Linked DNA regions of Homo sapiens: region 1 is linked to region 2. A link is a loop called in an ENCODE intact Hi-C map of the cell type or tissue named here. Cell type or tissue: PC-9. All regions are shown on one strand. Each heading gives the region's core, and the rest is flanking DNA. Links, peaks and the distances in the headings are about the cores only.

Region 1 (5,386 bases), core at 100-5,099, 520 kb after region 2:
ATGGGGTTTCACCGTGTTAGCCAGGATGGTCTTAATCTTCTGACCTCGTGATCCGCCCACCTCGGCGTCCCAAAGTGCTGGGATTACAGGCATGAGCCACCGTGCCAGGCCTAGAAAAGCTATGTTTTATACATAGTAAGTACTCAATAATTCTCATTAGAATGAAGAATAAATGAACGAATAAATGAATAGGAGAGGATTGGTATTTCAGGTTTTTAGTGGAACTTCAATTAAGCAAGTCGGTAGCATTCAACCAGCCCATTAGCCAGTCTTCTGATTACAAAGTAGTTGGAGCCTGTTTTGTTTAGAAAGAGATTGGTGCTTTTCAGAATGCACTGTGAGCAGAGAAAGCCTTTGGGGCTTAATTAATAATCCCTGTTTAAAATGAAAAATACACTAAAACTACAAATGTGTTGTGTGACAAGATTTCAGCCCTGTAGGTAATCTGTTCTTTTTTCAAACATACTTTCCTCTCTATTTACTGAATCCATTATGTTAATTAAGGAAAACACCAGCTTCCAGGAATATCCCAAGGATTTGTTTTTGATTTTTGTAGTAAAGCCTCTATCATTTTAACCATATTTATTCCCTGAAAGGATAGATGTACCCATTCTTAGAATCTTTTTTTTTTTTCAGTAAATGTAACTGAGATAACTATATGTCAGGAGCACTTAGAACTGCAAAGACTTCAAAGAGGTTCAGCAAGAACTCTCCCCACAAGGAATCTGAAATGTGGTTGAAAAGATGAGATAGATGCACATAACAAAGTTAAATAAAACATCAGGCAAATGACAGTAAACTATGTCACAAGAAAGGACAGAAAGCTGTGTGTGATCAAGCCCACCTTGGTGGAAAATGACACTTGTTCCAGTGGGGGTTTTTGTTTTTATAACTTTACATTCTTTGGAATATGACTGGAAAAGGCACTTTTCAATGAGTCAGCTAATACACAAACTATCCCAACCCTTTGAAAATTACTTCTGCTGGGCTCAGCCTTGGCAAAAACCTGAGGGGAAAAAAAAGAGTACATCCTACAGCCTCTGATGTTATCAAGCCAGGTTCATTCTGCCCACACGCAGCAAGCCAATCACTGAGGTGACAGGTTTTGCAAAAGAGTGAAGATTTGATTCACAAGGCTGCTGTGCTGGGAGACAGAAGAACAAATCTCAAATCCTCTCCCTGAACATAGGGCTTGGGGGTACTTCTGGGATAGGAAGCAAGGTGGTCTAAAGTGTGAGGAAATGTGATTGTGTGGTAGGAAAGGTGAGGGAATCAGGTTTCTGTGCAAGCATAAGTGAGCTGTATGGCTCTTCACAGGACTCATGTGAAGAAAATGATGGCTTTAGCATAACTTGAGGGTGGAGTTTTGGACCTCTGCTGTCAAAAGTCACTGTTGGGGCACCCTTGTAGGCCCAGTTGAAGGGTCAGCTATCTGAACTGGCTTGAACAGAACAAGAGCTGCCCCCTAGTGTCAGAGGTGTTAGAACCAGAGTGACTCCGTCTTGAATACAGACTGGGTAAAATAAGGCTGAAACCTACTGGGCTGCATTCCCAGGAGGTTAGGCATTCTTAGTCAACAGGATGAGACAAGAGGTCAAAAGATACAGGTCACAAAGACCCTGCTAGTAAAAAAGGGTGTCGTAAAGAAACCAGCCAAAACCTACCAAATCCAAGATGGCGACTAAAAGTGGCCTCTGGCCATTCTCACTGGTCATTATATGCTAACCATAATGCATTAGCATGCTAAAGGACAATTTCACCAGTGCCAGGGAAGTTTAAAATGCCATGGCAATGTCCATAAATTACCCCATATGGCCTAAAAAGAAGAGGAACCCTCAATTCCAGGAATCCCTCAGCCCTTTCCCAGAAAACTCATCAATAATCTACCCTTTGTGTAACATATGATCAAGAAATAACCACAAAAATAGTCAATCAGCAGCTCTCAGGGGCTGCTCTGCCTATGACGTAGCCATTCTTTTATTCCTTTACTTTCTTAATAAACTTGCTTTTACTTTACTCTGTGGACTCACCCTGGATTCTTTCTTGCATGAGATCCAAGAAGCCTCTCCTGTGGTCTGGATTGGGATCCATTTCTGGTAATACTAGTTCCTGAAAACCAACTTTAGGCACCTGTTACTATAGTGACACACAGTCAGAGATGTTATCCCCCCAGGAAGCTAGTGGGAGTTGAGTCACGTATTGTTTGGCCACGTGATTTGCTAGTGGGAGTTTTTAAGATCAACCAGAAGTAAATGATTAAAAGCAAGCAAGGCAGTGAAGTTTGACGGGCTTAATCAGGGTAACCTTTGGTTTCACCAACAGTTCAAAGCAAAGTCTTAAATGGGGGCAGGCAAGAGAGCATGTGCAGGGGAACTGCCCTTTATAAACCGACATCTCTCATGAGACTTACTCATTTTCATGAGAAAAGCACAGGGAAACCCCACCCCATGATTCAGTTACCTCCCACCGGGTCCCTCCCATGGCACATTACGGGAGCTGCAATTCAGGATGAGATTCGGGTGGGGACACAACCAAACCACATCGTTCCAGAAAAATTAGGGATCTTTGGTTCACAAAAAAGATTTTCAAGTTTTTACTCAAAAAAAAATGTCATGGAAACATCTGGGGGGATTGGTTGCCATGGTTACTGTAAGATGATATGGCTTCAAAAAAGATGGACATTAAAAGGCTCCCCTCCCACTCTACCCTGGGGAGAAAAGAGATTTCTGTGATGATGATGGTTACTAATTACTCAGCACTTATCTATTCCAGCCTGAAATCTAAGCACTTTAAACATATTAATATGCCCAACCACTCAGTAAAAAAGACATTATCAATATTCCAATTTTACGGATGAAAAACTGGAAGTGGAGAGAGGTGACCCCTTTTGCCCGAGGCTGAGCAGTCAGTAAGCAGAGAAGCCCGGATGAGACCCAGCCTGGCCCCAGGGCCCGTGTGTTTACCCTCTTCTGTGTTACCTCCCAAGCCATAAACAACTCGGTTACTGTGATTCTACTGAGAAGATCCTGATAGCTTGCAATTCCCTCTGCTGTGAACTCCCCCACTGAATTCTGGGGGCCCAGAGCATTTCTCAAGTCATTATTGATATCAGCTTTTTTCCCCCAGATGATCCTTGACTCATGGGGAAAGGGATCCAAGGTCCTATCAGTGAGGACAGCAAAAATAATCAAAGGCTTGACAATTCCAAGTGGTGGATCTAAGAGAAGGCAAGTCTAAGTTCCTAGCACTTTTTTTTTCTTTTTTTTTTTTTTTTTTGAGACAGAGTTTCACTGTTTTTGCCCAGGCTGGAGTGCAGTGACGTGATCTCAGCTCACTGCCACCTCTGCTTCCTGGGTTAAAGCCATTTTCCCGTCTCAGCCTCCCAAGTAGCTGGGATTACAGGCATCCGCCACCAGGCCCAGCTAATTTTTGTATTTTTAGTAGAGATGAGGTTTCACCATGCTGGCCAGGCTGGTCTCGAACTCCTGACCTCAGGTAATCCACCCACCTCGGCCTCCCAAAGTGCTGGGATTACAGATGTGAGCCACCGCACCCGGCCTCAGCACTTTTTATACCATTTCAATAACTGTGAGAATATCTGCAAGGCATTCACCTTGTGTGACCCTTAGTTTGCTCATCTGGAAAGTGGCAATGAAATCATTTTCTTAAGATTCTGGGAGGTTTAGACGAGGTTAAGTATGCATTGGGCACATAGGAGGTGCTCAAACAGTATCAGTTCCCCAATACCCATCATTGTGGCGTTTGTATCACAGAGACCTAACAGCATCTACCTATTTTCTATCTCTAACAGTAGCTAGCACACTCTTACATATCTAGTAGTGCTTTGATAGCTATTTGAACAAATCTTAAATAATCATTTTATTTTGTACATAAGACATTAAGCTACAAAAATAAAGAAAAGGAGAGAGCATAGCTGACACTTTGGAGAGAAAATGTCCTTACAGAAATGTAACTGAAAAATTAGACATATCATTGTTATTCGGTATTTCTCAAAAATGTATGGGAGTTTGCTGTTGCAAATAGGGGGAAAATAATCATTTCATTATGACTACTGAAAAGTTTTGGCAAACTGTGAAGACTATGTAACCGCTGGAGAAGAACCAGAAGTAAGCAGTGAAAATTCATTAAAAGGTCAGAAAATAAAAGGCCTATGTGAAAAGGTTAAAAATAATTGGGATTAGTTAGCCCAGAAAGGAAAAGACTAAACGGCAACTTAATTACTGTCTTTATTCCTTTGCAAAATGAGGTCCGCTCCATCCCAGCTGTCTCTGATAATGAGAAAACTAGAAAAAGTGACCCTAAAAGAAAGCAAGGGAAACGTAGGTCATTCTTGGGACATTTTACGGGAGAGAGCAAACATTTAAAATCCCGCCATTTGTGAAAATATGGATGCCCCTAGAGGACATCATGCTAAGTGAAATCAACCAGACACAGGAAGACAAATAGTGCATGAGCTCACTTACAACTTAAAAAAAGTCTTAAAAAAGTCAAACTCATAGAAGCAGAGAGCTCACATAAGAGCAAGAGATGGACCCTATGTCTCCTCTTTTCCCCTAGACTGATATCAAAACAGTGAGTAGTTTCCAGGGGCCAGGGGGAGAAGGACGTGGGGAGATGTTGATCAAAGGGAACAAACTTTCAATTTTAAGATGATTATGTTCCCAGTCTCTAAGGTACAGCATGGTGGCTCTGTTGTATACTTAAAATTTGCTGGAAGAGTAGATCTTAAGTATTCTCACCAAACACACACACACACACATAACTATGGAATGAGATGGATGTGTTAATTAACTTGATTGTGGTAATCATTTCACAACATATACATGTATCAAATTGTTGGTTATTTACCTTAAATATATACAATTTTTGTTTGTCTATTGTACCCTAATACATCTGGAAGGAGGGAAGAGGTTACCTGAAGTGATTCTAGAATTGGATATTCAGGAAAGCCTGTCTTTCAGATGTAATGGCTTGGAAGGGGGACCTAGGGGTTGGTGGAAGAAACCAAAAATGGCACAAAAAAATGGCAGAAACTGAAGGCAGGAGACATGGCTTCTGGTGACCCTTCAAGTTCTCAAATCTTTAATACCTTGAATGTGAGCCTTGGCCTCCCCCTCATTAAATGTCTCCGCTGCTGCCAGCGTGTGAAAACCAATTACAAGGGCCTTCGTGAGAAATGAGGACTTGGTTCTGCCACAGAGCCATAGAGGGAAATAAAAGGTCAGCTCTCAAAAGCCCAGCTGGGAGTCAACTCTGCTTCTTCTGACCTCCAAACTTTCCATTAGAAGGGCAGTGATCTCAGCGATTTACCAGCATGGGCAGCTGGGCCTGTGATTAGATAAAATGCTGTTAAGGAACTGAGTTA
Region 2 (5,386 bases), core at 243-5,242:
TGAGGCCAGGAGTTTGAAACCAGCCTGGTCAACATAGTAAGACCCTGAGACCACGTCTCTACAAAATAAAACAAAGTAGCTGGGGGTGGTGGCATGTGCCTGTGGTCCCAGCTATTCAGGAGGCTGAGGAGTTCGAGGCTGCTGTGAGCCATGATCACACCACTGCACTCCAGCCTGGGTGACAGAGCAAGACCCTATCTGAAGAAAGAAAAAGATGTTTATTGCAGTGTTGTTTATCGGGGCTGGGGAGTTGGTGACCATCTAGATGGCCATAATTATGGAAATAACAAATGGGGCTGATAGTCTGCTGGTTTGCAATGATGGCAGCTGTTTGTAGCTGCCATCCATTCTGATGGGTTTCTGATGGGCCAGTTCCTCCACCATACTAATTATTGCATATGAAGGCTCATTCCTGAAGGTAAGTGAAATGTGGGGATTGCTTATGACGGAATACTATGCAGCGGCTGCAAGGGATGGAAGGGTTTCACATTCAGCAATATGGCTAACACTCACGTGTGAACAAAGGAAGAAACGGAATGAGGTTTAGGGTAAAAACACTGTTTATGTAAAAGACACACACATATACAACAATACCTACAAAAATATATATCTTTCAAGGATATTCATATGATCTAAATAAACACATGATGGAGTGTAAAGAGAAAAAATGCATTGGTAGGTCTGATCTTGGGTGTGGTATCTGTTTGACAGCTCTCTGGTCTGTTCTACGTATGAACACTGAGTTTTTTTTTTGTGTGTGTGTGTGTGTTTTTTTTTTTTTTTTTTTGCTAAGTTTACATCTAATCATGAAGGTCACTGTCACAGGTTGAATTGTGTCTCCATCCCCCTGCACACTCCAAAAATACTCAGGCTCAAATTCTTGTGCCACAACTTACTGGCTCTGTGACCTTGAGCAGGTCGATTCACCTCTCTGAGCCTTTGTTTACTTATCTGCAAGGAGTAATAATCCTCATAATGTGTTTTGTGCTGTTTTGTTTAGTTAAGACGTAATGCGATTAGCGTGGTGCCTGGCTTATGGCAAATACTCAATAAATGTTATCTACTGTTACTAATACTGGGCCATTGCTGTACATGAAGAGTTTGTATCTAGTGTTAGATATAAAGAGAGAACTAAATCTATGGAGTGCAGACACATTATATGTATTCATCATTTAATCCTCTTAAAAACTCCGTGGGGTAGATAGTCCTGTTATTACATGGCTGCTGTGAGAAGCATATGCAGTAGCCTGCGTAAAGTCCCTATGTAACCTCTAATTACAGTGATTTTATTTACTTACGTTTTTCTCTACTCCACCCCTAACTAGAATGGTGGCTCCATGGAGTAATCCGCCTTGCCATTTGTTCGCGACTGCAGTACTCGGCGCATAGCAGCTGCCAGTCATTGTGTTTTGAATGAACAGATTTAAATTCTTTCTTCTTTCAGGGCCCTTGCGGATGTCATGAGACCACAGGGCCACTGCAACACTGATCACATGGAGAGAGACCTAAACATCGTTGTCCACGTCCAGCATTATGAGAACATGGACACGAGAACCCCCATAAATAATCTTCGTAAGTACAGCTGCATGAACCATTTCCAGTCCCATGGGGTGACCTGAGCAGTGGTCACATTGCCAGATTTCGTGGAGTGTGCTTGGGTTAGTTAAGAGCTCTTTGTGGGCAAGTTAGAAGCTTTCTTTCATGTCTTTTGGATGAAGCTGAATTTAGCATCATCCGATGTCCGTTGGTTGCTTTCTTTGTTAAATGGCGATCCACTTGGTTGGTTTCACATGATTGATACTTTTAGCTAGCAGACTGCTCGACTGGTTCATCTTGATTGATTTATTAACTAGATTAGTGGCCCTCTTGGTTGTTTCATCATGGTTGGATACTTAGTTAACCAATGGATTATTGGGTTAGTTCATTTTAGCTAGTCAATCTGTTAGCCAATGGTCTGCTAGCTTATACGTCTGCCTCCTGAGGTAGACCAGTTGTGACTTCTAGGTTTCATGCTGTTTTCAATTATGAAATACTAGTTCAGAAGAATTATGTCTATTCTTTGTAACGCTAGAGTTTCATAAAAATAATCCACAGAATATTCCGTGTGTAGGGGGTGCAGGGAGTGGTTATTGAATTTCGGTCCTGTTGATTTGAGGTTCCTCTGTATGATTCAACAGCAGCAAATTCGTTTCCATTGTTCTGCCAGGGGAAAAAAAAAACTGTGTTTGCTATTGTGTTTCAATAGGTATTTTTCACAGAGCATGACTGGGGATCTTGGTATACTCCCAAAGATTTTCTTTCCTTTCAAAGGTCTGTATATACAATATACATCGTGGAGCTGATGCTCTGACCTATGAGACTGGAGAAAAAATAAGATTGTTTAGTTTTTGACAATAATGTAATACTGTGGTTACCCCAGTAATTATGTTTTCAAGTAACCCCCACATTAAAGTAATGTGGAGGGTTTGGTTTAAAATAACAAAAGCCAGACAATTTAAAGAATGCATTTAGTTGTGGCTGGAGGTTCCTGAAAACAGAAACAATTCTAATGATGCACATTTTTACAGACTGGGTCGTCTTTGCTGAGGCTCCACTAGGAGTTGCCTGGGTGTTTTATTTGCTGAATCATAGTTTTGGACTGTTTGGTTGCAAATTCTTATGCTCAGTGGGTAGAGGAAGAAGCCTGTGGAATTTGACCTAGGCAATGTGAATTCTCTGATTCTGCCTAGTGATGATTTTTCATGGTTTGGAAATTGTTGCAGTGTGTTAGTAAAGTCAATGTTTGCATGGTTTGAAAAATAGGCCACCAAATAGGATGTGTTAGGTTTAAATATATTAAATAATTTAACATTATTAGTGAACTGGATCACAAAAGGGTATGAGAAATAGCAACATTTTAGAACAAAATACACCAGCAAATGGAAGTTTTATGACCAAATCCCATAGCCCCCCGAAGATATGGTAAATGGCATCAATTCTGACACGGCAGTTGCTGTGTCCGATTCTGGCTTTAATGGAAATGAGCACATTTTCTTTCAGTTCGCACTGGGAAATAAGTTGAACCTAGTCGTGTGCTTCAGTCCCAGACATCGTATACAAATGAACATGATCACAGAGCAGAGAAATTGAAAGGGTGTCAAGTCCTTGGCTGTAAAAGGTGATTGCTAACAGGATTTTCCCTTGAAGTTCCAATCTCTAGGATGATTTTTGAATCAGCACTCAAATGAAATAACAAACTCATTGAAGTCACCTAAGTTTCATCATTCCATCAGGTGGGCGGGAAACCTTAATGAATGTTGCTTACATAAGGCGTTTTCATTGAAAGTTGTACTGAAAATGGATTACTGCTCAGAGATGGGTGTCCAGGGACAGAAGTCTCTTGCGCCAGGCTGCTTTGGTTTATTTATGATTCTTGCGTTTGGTCTATATTTGTGCCTAAGTAATCAGTGATCTTTTACATCAAGGGAGAAAGTGTCTCATAATAGTGTACTGGGTAGCACTAGACTAGAGAATTCCTGGGAAGCTACAGGGGAGAATTCTAGAAGTCATTCTACAAACACTACATTCTTACAAGAATTGCCCAGATATTAATTTTATATAATCCTTCCAGGTTGATCCAATTCTTCTTTCCTAGCATTGTTGGGAATATCTGAATAACAAAAATAAGAAGAATGTGACCTTTTCACCGGTTTATATTAATAAGCTTAATATATGTAACACATTAATTCAGCAGCCGACAGTAATAACAGATTTCCTTGTTTATCTTTTTATTGATTTACAGGAGCTACTTACATATTATAGATACAGAAAAACATTTGTATGTTCAGATGAACAGATGATTTGAGGAGTGCATTGAGAGAATAGGATGAGATAACTGATATTAATCAGTTAAGGGTTTAAGAAGCCAAGCAGTCATCAGAGAACATTTTGATTGATAGCAAAGTAGAAGGGAAGGTATCCAGTCTGATAAATGGAAAATTAGACCAGCCCTTTGTGCCAGAACCAGAAGGCACCCATTTAATATAAAACCCTTCCCTGGACATTATGAGATGTACAAGGATTTACCATTACACAAATTGGAAAGAATGATGCATCTATTTGTGAAACACCAAGAAGGGCACGTCATGCTATTTTCAGTTTGTTCTTCACTGAACATCCAAGTTGTTAGATTTGACTGAGGATTCACTAGTCTCAAGTTAAATGTCATTTTCATGTCTATTCAATCACCCACTCAACATTGCTTTAAGAGAATACTAATCTCCATCTATTTCTCTCTTCTTATCTTAATATTAACCTTAGGTCTCTTTCTATTCTTTCTCTTAAGTTTTAGTCAAATGGTAAGATAATAGCCAGTGTAGAGATCTGGATATTTGGGAAGAGGGCCATGGAGAGAGACTTGGGTGAAGGTGAACTGGGAGGAAAGAGAACATTTTTGTCAACGTTTCTACATTAATTTTCTGGGGTTGATTTTTCCTGTGATATATTGGACTTGCCTTTTTATCTAAAGACGGATTTTTCTTCAGCGGATGCTGTTCATGTTCTTTCCAGGCATTCAGTGATATTGCCTAAAAATATTTAGTCTGATAATCAAAAGGGCCTCAACCTCTTTGATTAACAGGATGTAGTTTCCTGTGAGATGGTGATTTTCTGCAAATGCTCCTCAGCTTCTGTATAATTATCGTTTGTTTTTGAAGGCACATTTTGTCCTTAAGTGCTATGAACATACCCTACCTCCTGCACCCCGACTTCCCTGACTGCCAGTGACACCCCTCTCCCCCTTTCGGGGTTCAGGCTGCATGTAGGTTCCCTTTGGTCTTCTTAAGGATGGAAGACGTGAGTGAGGGGCTGTGGCTACAGCCTGGATCAACGTTTCTCACTCATTTGTGTTCACAGCACACTTCTTGAAATACAGTTTTTGTTTCAAGTCGTGGGTACGGGGAGGGGGGAGGGATAGCATCAGGAGATATACCTAATGTAAATGAACAGTTAATGGGTGCAGCACACCAACATGGCACATGTATACATATGTAACAAACCTGCACGTTGTGCACATGTACCCTAGAACTTAAAGTATATATATATATAAAAGAAATACAGTTTTTGTTTCTGAGTACTTTTAAAAATATTTACAGCAGAAAGGTTGCAAAGATAGTACCCAGAAAAATGAATAAGACCTACTGTTTGATAGCACAACAGGGTGACTATAGTCAATAGTAACTTACTTAACTGTAAGTTTTAAAATAACTTAAAGAGTGTCATTGGATTGTTTGTAACTGAAAGGATAGATGCTTGAGGGGATGGATGCCCCATTCTCCATGATGTGCTTATTTCACATTGCATGCCTGTATGGAAACATCTCATGTACCCTACAAATATATACACCTAC

Evidence for each region. A loop is a pair of places that touch in the nucleus more often than their neighbours do. Peaks named below come from ENCODE experiments on the same cell type or tissue, not always from the same donor. Only the 100,000 strongest peaks of a DNase experiment are listed, where the experiment ranks them.
Region 1: it touches region 2 in a loop (4-fold over the local background); 2 of 110 quality-filtered maps call a loop at or near these places.

What each region holds. Positions count from the first base shown.
Region 1 is chr16:13,434,607-13,439,992 of GRCh38, forward strand. It overlaps a transcript of SHISA9 not described here. Among named protein-coding and RNA genes, the nearest start is that of ERCC4, 480 kb to the right of the region's middle. RefSeq lists enhancers at 2,063-2,232, 2,473-2,532. In PC-9, for the core only: no CTCF peak of the experiment used is centred there; a DNase peak (open chromatin) is centred at 2,145; H3K27ac peaks cover 378 bases.
Region 2 is chr16:12,915,244-12,920,629 of GRCh38, forward strand. It overlaps SHISA9 (shisa family member 9), which reads left to right. Exons shown (of 5, transcript NM_001145204.3): 2 at 1,445-1,572. Among named protein-coding and RNA genes, the nearest start is that of SHISA9, 16 kb to the left of the region's middle. In PC-9, for the core only: no CTCF peak of the experiment used is centred there; a DNase peak (open chromatin) is centred at 2,638; H3K27ac peaks cover 1,795 bases.